Linked DNA regions of Mus musculus: region 1 is linked to region 2. A link is a contact called in ENCODE Hi-C or POLR2A ChIA-PET data. All regions are on one chromosome and are shown on one strand. The core of a region is the stretch at or near the end of the contact, and the rest is flanking DNA. Distances in the headings are between cores, read along the strand shown.

Region 1 (5,594 bases), core at 1,012-3,511, 490 kb after region 2:
CAGTACACCTTGCAGCAAGTGGCACCACATTTACCTTTGCTCAACTAATCCTCCAAAGCACAGCATTGCTGTAAGTCAGAATTCCCTCCACTTGCCTGGAATCAGTATTACGCCTTCATCTCTTCATGCCATCCCTTTGCAATACAAATAGCTCAGGGTGATTCAAAATCTACTCAGATACCTGGACACATCCTATCAAATGTACAGAAGTTGCATCATACACTTGAATGGAAACCATAGTGTAACTGTCTGACTAGTCTTCTTAGTTTCCCTCTGCATGGCTCCCAGACACATCATGTTTCATAAACTAAAACAATCGAAAAGACTTGGAAAAGACCTGTCATAGCTTGATGTTGGGTTTCAAGAAAAGTACATTAGCTATAGTTACGGAACACTTGTGTCCTACACTTATATGTGCCCCAAGTATATAACATCTTATTTCACTCACTCCCTACATCAGGATAGGCAGGCACTATTAGTATTTCCACTTTACAGATGGGGATCAGAACCAAGAGCTAAGTGATTTGCTTAGGTAACATAGCTAATATGTGGCTGAGTGCCAGGGTCTGTGGACTCTGTTGCAATACTCCCTCATAGAATGTTTTGATAAAGTTCTCATCTTTTAAAAAATATTTACTTATTTATTTATTTAGAGACAGGGTCTTACTATGTGGCTAGTCTGGAACTCTACATAGATCAGGCTGGCCTGGAACTCACAGAGATCCATCTGCCTCTTCCTCCTGAGTGCTGGGATTAAAGGTGGGTGCGGCCAGGTGCAGCAAAGTTCCCATTTTTTGAGGAAGCTGGTAGGAGAGAGAGCTAGGTTCGGTACTTTTTGTTTAGCTCAAGCCTCGCTGAGTAGTGATTTCCATCAGCTCTAAAGGGATCCCACAGAGACAATTTGTCATAGCCACCATCATATTGGCCCTTCATTTACCTATTGTCAGGCTAACTGCTTTGGCCTGAAAGCTGTAAGAAACTATCAGGCTTCCCTTATCACTGTGGTAATGTTTCAGTATGATTCCCTACTACCCAGTGTATATAGACATCAAGTGAAGTGATGACGAAAAACCAACTATAAAGGGCTCCAGGAGAGAAAGGGTGGACCCAGAGGAAAGAGGTCTCAAACGGGGACTGTCCCAGTCTAGAGATGCTGGGGTGTGCTGATCTTCACAGACACTTACAGCATATGCCAATCTACTTCTTTTTACTTTCTCCTCTCAACACCAGCTTGGGTTATTTAAAAATCCCCCCAGCCCGCCCCCGCACACACTCCCTTTCAGTAGAACGTAGAACTTACACCCTCCATTTATTTCACAGATCTTAGAAATCCCAGAGCTGATGAAAACACACCAGAGCATTTCTGTATGACTCTACCAATTCTTTAAACCCATTCCCTTGGAGTTATGAGGTGGAGAGAGAGGTGGGGTACACCCTTGCCCAGGTCAGCATGGATGCGATACTAATTAACAATCAATAGAGGCAGACTCCTATCCTAGCTACACCACTCATATCTGAGGGGTTCAGACAAGCCAGTGAGACTCTAGAGACTCGGTTTTCTCATCCGTAAAATGGGGATATAAGCCTCTATCTCGAGGGTTACCCGATAATACATGAGGAAAAGTGAAAGCTCGTTGCAGAGCTAGGTTCATAACGACTGCCCGTTCACTCACCCATCCCCAGAATTGACCAAATCTCCATTTTCCTAGCACCTCCTCTTGGACATCGTTTCTAGACTCCTCCACCACCACCTCCGGTTGCTTTCCAGGCAACCCCCACTTTCCTAAATTTTGCAGATAGTTTTACTCGGGTGCTACATCCCACTCCAAATTCTCCTACCTGACGATCCAGTACTACTGCAGCAGTATCAGCAGCATCCGCAAACCAGCTCTCCCTAGGCCAGCTCCGGTCCCAAGTCCACCTGGGCCACTTGTTCCCGCCCCCTCCCTCAGCCCAGCTCCAGGATTGGGTTGTTTTTGTCAGTCCTCGTTCTGATTGGCTACGCTGGCTCAGTTCGAGCAGGCGATAGGGAGTGAACTCCTTTGCTGCCAATCAGCAGTTGCCGCCGCCTGAGCCTCTTCCTGCTACGCCGCTCACGCGGTAAACCCTTCTGTCGAGCGTGGCGGAACTCTGAGTTTGGAGTCAGTCTTTTAGGGGTGGGGAAAACGCAGAGAGAAAAAGGAGCCAAGAAACCTTCTGGTGACAGCCTGGGTTGGCTCTGGTGTCTGAGCGCGCCGTGGTGACGCCATCCGTCAGCGCCCGCAGCCGAGCGTTGTTCGCGCCGCTGGCGGGCGCCTGCGCAGTGGCTCTTAGCGGGCGGTTGCTTGTTGGTTGTTGTAGTAACGGGGGAAGCAGCCTTCGGCGGCTGCGTTGATTCGGGCTGGGGAAGGAGGAGGGAGGTGAAGCAGAGCGTGGTCCCCGCCTGCCGGCCCCGAGCCGTGAGAAGATGAGACAGGTAAACGCCTGCGCCGGCGCGCTCCGGGGAGGTGCGCTCCAGGGTTAGGCGGGCGCCGCTGCGCTTCCCTCCGAGCTCCGGAGCAGCTGTTGGCTTCCGGGCGTGCTGGGCAGAAGCGCTGCGGCAGAGTCGCCGCGTCCTTGCCTGCGGAGCTGCCTGGGGTTGGGGTGTGCTGGGCTGGAGCTGGCGGCTGGTCCCTGTAGGGGCAAGGACTTCCTGAGCATTTATCTCGTTCTACTCTTCAGGGAGCCGAGGAAAGGTGGGCATCCCTGAAGGTTTTAACTTAAAAGACTCTCAAGCATTTTTGGGTAAGGTCGAGAAGTTCCTTTAGGAATCACCCGAAAAGAATCATTGAGGTTGTTTGGTATTACTCATTTCTGCTGAAGATGTGTAGGGTCGGGGTTAGTCACTGTTGCTGCTTGCTGCAGTTGCTTTGTTTTTGAGAGTCTTATTGTATAAGTCAATGCACAGACCAGCAAAAGCTTGGAGAATTGCCACGAATTGATTATCTTTGAGTAGTGACATTAAGGTTAAGCGTTTTCCCTAAACGTTTCTATTTTCTCTATAACGAACATGAAACTTTTTCTCTATGGAAAGTGTTTGAAGTTAGAAGCCTGGGAATTGGAGATTTCCTAATTTTATGTGTCTACTTGATATCCGGATTAAAATGTGTGATTAAAAAAAAAAGTACCAATAATTAGAGTATTTGACTTCCCCTTTCCCCGGCCATTTATGTGATCCCTGCTGAGGAGAAATATTTTCACCACCCTTTTATTAATAGTTCGGGTGATTTGGTTTTCCTAGAAACATAACAGCTTATTCTGTTTGCTTGTGGTAGAGTCTGTATAAATATTGGCAAGGGTTTTGAACCTTGGATTTTTATTTTGATCCTGGTCAGATTTGTTTAGCAAAGAATTTTCTAAACATAGGCTTATCAACTGTCCACATCAGTGCCCTAAAGCCTCTCCTTTGGTGCTTGCTCTTTTATTATATAAAACGACTCAAATTCAGTAACAGCTTTTTAGATACAGCAGAGACAGTATCTGTTTGAAAAAAATTTTGTGTCATACCCTTTTAATCCCAGCAGAGGCAGGCAGATCTCTGAGCTCTAGGCCAGCCTGGTCTACAAGTGAGTTCCAGGACAACCAGGGCTACACAAAGAAACCTTGTCTTGAAAAACAAAAACAAACAAACACAGAAAAAAAATTCTTGATTTTTGTGATATGTGAGGTGCACTGTGGCAGAAGGTAAGCTTCTAGAGACTGGAAAATACTCAGGAATATATTTCTTTTCATCTTAAAGATCATGCAAAAAATCCTGAAGTATGCAACTGCATTGTCTTTGAAGTCCTTTGACTTTCTTACAGGAGTCTGTGCCATCCAAATTGTTTGATCCAGTGAGACTGCAAGGAAGAAAGGTCTCTGAGGCCTCTGTGTGCTGACTGTATGACAGACCCCAAAGGAGATGCCAGTTGTGATGGCCCGGGACCTGGAGGAGACAGCATCGTCCTCAGAGGACGAGGACCTGGCCAACCAAGAGTGAGTGACAGTCAGCCCGCCCTTAAGGGGGGGGTTCCTTTATTCACCTCCAGGTTTCCTTCTTTGTGTTGCCTGGCCCTAGCTTCCATCTGTGTTTGGAGTCAAGATCATATTATTCACTTCCCATCCTTTTTCAGAAATTCGAAGGGTGGGCTTATGTTTCTAGGCCTCTAAGTCAATATCACCTTTAGATGTTCTAAAGTTCAGATAGGAACTCAGGTGAACTTGGTTCCCCACCCCCTTCTGCTTTGTTTTTGAGGTGGGGGTCTCTCATTTCTGTTGCCATACCTCCCACCACATCTGGCGCGCTCTCTCTCTCTCTCCCTCCCTCTCTCTCTCTCTCTGTGTGCACATTTTAAAACAGACTCGCCTGCTTGAGTTTATGTGCAGCATGGGCATGCAGGTTCCTGAGGAGGCCAGGGTACATGGAATTCCTTGGAGCTTCAGTTACAGAGTTTGTGGCAGCTTGATGGAGTGCTGGGAAATGAACCTGGCTCCTCTGCAGGAGCAGGAAGCTCTCATAACTGTTGAGCCATCCTTCTAGTCCCTGCAGTTGGCTTTGTTGTGGGTTTTGGGGGATTGAACATGGGGCATCAGGCTTCCAAGCAAGTACATTTACCTGATGCACCATCTCCTGGCTCTAATAGGTGAACTGAGTGCAGTACGGATGTGGAAGTCAGAGGACAACTTTCTGGAATCTGTTCTCTCCTTCCATCATGTGGGTCCTGGGAATTGAACTTGGGTCAGGTTTGGCGACAAGCACCTTATCCGCTGAGTCATCTTGTCAGCCTTGTGTCTTGACCATAGCTTCTAGTAATTGAAAAATTGGAGATTTTGAAAATTTTAGAGATTGGTGAAACGTTAAGTTCTTAGGCTCTGACCTTGACTCTATAAGTTTTCTCTGAAGCATTTACAGCTGTAGAACGGTGATGATATGAAGGGCAGGCCACACACAGCAGAACCTCTGTGAAGATGCTCCGATGAGAATACTAGAGCTCTGTAGCCTGTGCCGTGTTCATTGAACCACAAGGGCTCTCTGTAAGTTCTTTCAGGTTAAGGGTCAAGGTCATTCATTGACTGTTGGGTCCTCATAATGAAAATGATTAACAGGGCCAACTGTAGCTTCTAGAGATGGTAGAGTAGATCATTTAATATGCACACTGAGAGATTTTAATTTAAAAATATTATTTCCACCTTATTAGACTCACAAATATCAAAGAATCTCCACTTTACAGAGAAGAGATGGATTGTGATTCTAATTTAGCTCTCAGTTTTGAGGACTTTTACCTCTCATAATTTTACTCGATATGGAAGAGAAAAGCTGATAGGCTTATCTAATTTATTTATATATAACTCTAAGCTCTCATATATGTATACTGCACTTTCATCCTCTCCTTCCACTCCCTCTCCTCAAATTCATAGCTTCTTTTTAAAAAAATTATCTTTACATAAATGTACACACACTCACACACACACAAATACACAAATAAATATAATCTTGAGGCCAGGGTGACCTGAAGCTCACTAGGTAACCCAGGCTGGCCTCAGATGCGTAGCAGTCCTCCTGCCTCAGCTTCCTAGTGCTTGAGATTTTAGGCGTG
Region 2 (5,552 bases), core at 2,124-4,623:
GGAGCAGGACTGCTGTCAGTTCAAGGCCAATCTGGGTTATACAAGCCTGAGATGTATCGAGACTCACGAGACTCATAAAAACCAAACAACAAACAAAAACTAGAAAGAATCTATCCCCCACCACAAAACTCAGTAACTTGGAGATGGCTGGAACTCTACCTATAAGAAAGAATGATGGAGGGAAACTCTCCCCACACTCTGAACATCATCAACTCTGCAAGACCTCAGCCACTTCTCCAGAAATGCATTTGAAGTTTTATCATTACAGGTCCTTTCTCTCCCTTGTAGTAAGAAGGCCACCCCGCTGAGAACTGCTTACCGTTACAGTACTCCAGCTCAATCAGCAGGGTGGTGTTGTCCATGAAGTGGTTGTAGTAGGCAATGATGTTGTCGTGCTGTAGCAGTGCCAGGATGACAATCTCATTCAGGGCATCTCGACGTTCCTTCTCAGATAGCCGGGTCAAGTCAACTTCCTTCCACACCACCAGTGAGTCGTCCTGCAACACAGGAGCAGGACCAGTGTGTTTCCCTCCCGCCTGGCAGTGCACGGATCCAAACCCAACCTGGGAGCCTAGAAAGGAGCCTCCTAGAGGGGCAAAGAATGACTCTTTACTCCTTTTGACAGACTTAAGGTTCTGCACAGTTATTATACTTTGCTGAAGAACTAGGGGAGACAAAGACTGAAGGTGGCATTTTCTGGCTTGGAAAGATGGTTACGTGTCTAAGAGAGTATGTTGCTTTTGCAGAGGACCAGAGTTTGATTACCAGTGTCCACTCTGGGCAGCTTCCAAATGCTTATAGCTTTGGCTCTGGGAGGGCCCGGGTGGGACCCAATGCTCCTGACCTCTGAAGGGACGACCCTCACTTGCACATACCCACATAGAGACAGTGAATTAAAACTGAAACTAAATCTTTTAAAAATATATATAGTGTTATTTTGAGGGCTGGCAAGATGGCTTACTGGGTAAAGGTGTTTACTGTTAAGTCTGATAGCTTGAATTTGAGCCCCAAGAACCTGTACAGCGGAAGAACTGACTCCCACACACATGCAGAAAAATTATAGAAAAAAAAATCAAAACACTACTTTGTTGCTACTCTTAATTTGTACAGTATTAGTTCCGGGTATTAGTATTAGATGGGACCTGATCTCAGGAATTCTACTGAGGGATCCTGCGGGTCCCTAGTGATAATGGGACTTGGGGCAGAACTGGAATTTGAGGAAGAAGTGCACAGCACTATCTCCAGCTAACAGCAGGGGCTTATAAAACGCAAATATTAAACCTGCCTGATTCCATAAACTTAAACTTCGTGACTTTCATTTACTCTTTCTGAATAAGACGCCCCCCCCCCCAATCCCACAGGCCCCTGCTTTTTTTAATCCTCATAAGGTGCAGTCACTTCCATTTTGGGGTACTTCGCATTCTTTAGCTACTGCTTCCTGGCCTACCAGCACCCACTGTAACATTCCTTTAGGATACCTCAGCAAGTTTCTTTTGGAAAACTTTAAACTTTTTCCCATATGTGTAAACACCACTCATCCTCAGAGCCTGCACTGCCCGCGAGGAGTCCTCAGTGCTTTTTTTTTTGTCTCCTTGGGATATCCACACCTAAGACCCTGTTACTAACATGACTGGCTGGTCTTCTTGCTGTAACTATAACCTAGAGGGAAAGGGCTACTTCTCAGAAGCTTTGTAAGTTCATATCTTATAAATACCATGTGACAGAGATAGCGTCATACAGTTCTGAGAAGTGTGATAAAATTAACTCAAAGCTAGTAACCAAGTTGAACATGACATATAAGACAGAGATAGGAAACTGGTACTCACTGCTCAACGGTGAGAAAGTGAGCCACTTAACTATACTGACTTAAATGCTAGAAAATAATCGGCACAAATAAGAACATAGGCGACTACAGATGATAATGTCCACTAATGGGTTGGTTACTGGAATAGAAAAGAACACAAAGATATTTTCTTGCAACTACTTTTCTTCCATCTTTCATAGATATATGCTGGACGCTGGAGGTATGGCTCAGTAGTGGAATGCCTTCTGAGCACTGGCAAAGCCCGTTTTATCCCCAGCACAAAAAGTTCTGGCTGGGAGCAGACACTAGAATTGCAAGTGCATGAATCACCTTTTGCAACCTCAGCAAGTTCTCATTAAATGTTTACCCTAAAGCTAGAGTTTTAAGGCTGTGGTGATTAGACTCAAGTTATGGTTAACTTTTGGAGGTAGACTCACTACAGGGTTTTAAATCAGTACACATTCTTAATTTTGGATTCAGTAACTCATGGGTCTCTCCATTGTGACCTTATGCAAGAAGGTGGGAAAAATGACTTAGCTTCCTTGGGTTCTCAAAGAAAGGGGTCCTTGTTTCTCCAGACTCAACTCCACCAATAAAGTATTTGTCTTATACAATCACTGAAGGAAAAGCAAGAAAACAAACAAACAAACAATGATCTTTCTGGTGATCAAGGAAATCCTCCGAGTGATCATTTATGAAAAAAACAAAAACAAAAACAAGAAAACAAAGCCTACAGGGCTAGCAGTGTGTTGTAGCTGCCAGTGTGGCTATTTGGAAGTACACACCAACTCCCCATCCCGCCCTTCAACAGCTATACGAAAGGAAGTAAGCTTTTACAGACTGTTCCCAAAGAGCAAGTAAGCTTTTTATATTGTTCCCAATGTGCAAAGCACCTTCGTTTGGACCTCAAAATAACCTTTAAAAAAGTAAAGGTTTTTTTTTTGGGGGGGGGGGCGAGGTTGTTATCGCTAAGTCCAATTAACAAATGGGAAAACTAAAATGCAAAAGACCGCTCAATGACTCGCTCAGTGACAGCGGTGATTAAACCAATGTCCTACAGCAGGGGAAGCGAAAGCACGGTGGGGTTCCCGAGACCTAAACCCCAAGGGACGCCTGACCATAGAGGGCCAGGGGCAAGCAGCACTGGAAAGCGGGGCCGGGAAGGAGGGCGCGGGGAGGCCCGGCAGCGGCCGGAGCCGAGGGCCGCTACCTCGGTGCGGCGGTACAGCGTGGCCTCCCCAAAGGCACCGCGGCCCAGAACGCGGATGGGGATGTAGTGCAGCTCCTCCTGCTCCGCCGCCCCGCCGCCGGCTCGCGGCCCTGGGACAGCGCTGGGGCCCGGGCCCGAGTCCCCGCCACCCCCGGACTCGCTTCCGAAGTCCGAGTTGATGGAATCGCAGTGTCGCTCGTACTCGCCCAGCACCGACATGGCGGCGGAGGCCGCAGCTCGCCGGGAGCCGCCCGCGTATCCACGGCGGGCAGGGCCGGCCGCTTAGCGCCTCAATGGCCTCAGACGCCAGGCAGCGGCTTAGGTGGCCCCGCGGCCCAGGGAGCTTCCATGGTGGCTCCTGCCCCCTGACCCGGAAGCGGTTCTTAGTGTTTCCGGCTCGCCGAGGTTTTCCCTCCGCCTTTCGCGTGCCCACTTGTTGCAGATGCGTCCCGCACACCTTGGGCGTCGCTGGCCTTCACACCCGCGAGTGTCGTGGAAGCGGAAGAGTGACCACACGGCGGGTTTGCAGACCGCTTCCCTACAACCCCCTACCAGCTTTCCAGACTGCGTCACATTTTGGAGGTGGTCCAGGCTAATCCTGGCGACACGTTTGTCCCAGGAGCTGTGACTGTGTTAGCTGTCACTTGGCTTGTTGGGCAGGGCTCCTTTTTTTTTTTTTTTTTTTTTTTTTTTTTGTAGCGATAGTGTAGCAAAGATAATGGAGCAAGCTAAAACATTAGACTTCTGACAACTTTAACAATTCCTTCTTCCTTCCTCCTCCTCCTCCTCTCCTCCTCCTCCTCCTCTTCCTCCTCCTCCTCCTCTTCCTCCTCCTCCTTTTCCTCCTTTTCCTCCTTTTCCTTCTTCATTAAGTCTATAAAGTTGCAGGACTATGACCACCACAGGGTTGCCTAAGTTGGGACAATGCTAAAGGGTTTTGTTTTTCTTTTCTTTTCTTTTTTTTTTTTTTTTTAATGATATTATGGCCCCAGATCCTCAGAGCGCCATGAAAACAATGTTTATGTGTCTGTTGGGGGTGGGGTGGGGATTGTTTTAGGTGATACAGCTAGTTAGGAGGAACTTGAGAGGCAAACCCTGCAGTCTGGCCCCAGAATTAGGAAAGGGCAGGGCGTGATGAAACTAAGGTTATGGGACTGGCGCCATTACACTTGTTGGGCAGAAGCAGGAAGTACACTTTGTATGTTGTACAGTTTGGTGTTTCCTGTGGACAGTGGGAAACTAAAGCAAAGGAGTAGGTGATTAGGGCTCTGTTTTGTGTGTGTGTGTGTGTGTGTGTGTGTGTGTGTGTGTGTGTGTGTGTGCCGATTGAATTCAAGTTGCCTGATTTGCATGGCAAAACCTTTATCCACAGAGCCATCTTACTGGCTCTCAAAGCTCTAGCCTTCTGAGGAAATCTGCTCAAGATTTCTTTCATTAGCATAATGATTAAAACATCCTTTTGCTTAAGTGCCCTGCAGTAAATCAGTGACTTTTTTTTTCTTTAATTTATCTGTTTTCACTCCCTGTGCTTTAAAAAACAACAATTATAGAGGAATCCTTGCTCACCCAGACAAAGGGGCACTAAAGATTAACAGACAAATACACCTCAAATGGTTTCTGCTAGCTTTTATTTGTGAAAGTTTACACAAACATCTCCAACAGGTGAGCCTGTATAAATCCCACATGCCTCTTCCCATTAACAAACAGAAGATGGCTCTGATGGGGGTTCATGACAATGGTAAGGAACAAGGTTTGTTGAAACTGTATGATTCTCAGTTATTTTGACTATGCTGGAACGGAGGGAAGCAGATAATATACCTGTTTATAAAGCGGATATGCTGTTGTGCACGCCTACTGTCAAAGGCAAATGCTCTTCAACTGAACTGAAAAGCATGTTGTCCAGTTTGGTTGTTTTGGGCATGATCAAAATGATCGAAAGGACTTGAAAGAATTTCAGTTCTACAGAGCTTAAGTTTATACTTGTTCTTGGAAACAAAAACATGGACAGAATGCTCTATTTTCTCCTCTCTGAAAAATTGACATTTTTCAGAAAAGAAAATAGAAATCTAATAGAGCGGCTGTCACTGCTCCTTAGGGGGGAAGGCACACGTCAGAAAACAGGAGTCTCTTGTTAGGCTAATGGGACAGACAGGCTATGGTTTTGCACTTAAAAGTCTACAAATGGATTTTGACCCCAAAGTTTATTCTTTTCATACTTACATTGTTCTCCTATCACTTGATATATGAATGTTACAGATTTCTGACCATCTGCTGTTGCCATGGTGAGGACTTGTATTCTAAGATCTTAGATCTTAGATCATTTTTCAACAGCAGATGGCACTATTGTACCAGAGAACACTTGATGCCATGCAAGAGGAATTTATGGAAGTCATAAGACAAAGGCTTTTGAGTTCATAGTAACTGGAACCTTAACAGCACAGCCTGAGACTTAACCACTACATCTTTCCCATCCACCTGCATACTTCATCCAGGTCATCCTAACGGTATTCTCTGGTAACTTCAATATTCCACTTCTTT

Evidence for each region. Hi-C counts contacts between places; a loop is a spot of excess contacts on that map. ChIA-PET counts read pairs that join two places held with the same protein, here RNA polymerase II (POLR2A).
Region 1: a loop to region 2 is called in a map of heart, with 2.6 times the contacts of the local background. The contact joins the promoter of Erg28 here to the promoter of Nek9 in region 2. A Hi-C loop is called at or near these places in 6 of 37 maps with a recorded cell type or tissue (heart, left cerebral cortex and v-Abl transformed pro-B cells). POLR2A ChIA-PET finds 5 or more read pairs at or near these places in 1 of 5 experiments (embryonic stem cell).

Annotation. Positions count from the first base shown.
Region 1 is chr12:85,822,632-85,828,225 of GRCm38, forward strand. Erg28 (ergosterol biosynthesis 28) reads right to left here and starts at 2,262. Exons shown (of 5, transcript NM_021446.3): 1 at 1,840-2,262. Ttll5 (tubulin tyrosine ligase-like family, member 5) reads left to right here and starts at 2,289. Exons shown (of 34, transcript NM_001081423.3): 1 at 2,289-2,455; 2 at 3,822-3,993. The coding sequence starts at 3,920.
Region 2 is chr12:85,335,989-85,341,540 of GRCm38, forward strand. Nek9 (NIMA (never in mitosis gene a)-related expressed kinase 9) reads right to left here and starts at 3,374. Exons shown (of 22, transcript NM_145138.2): 1 at 3,015-3,374; 2 at 320-497. The coding sequence starts at 3,233. It overlaps Tmed10 (transmembrane p24 trafficking protein 10), which reads right to left. Exons shown (of 5, transcript NM_026775.4): 5 at 4,626-5,552.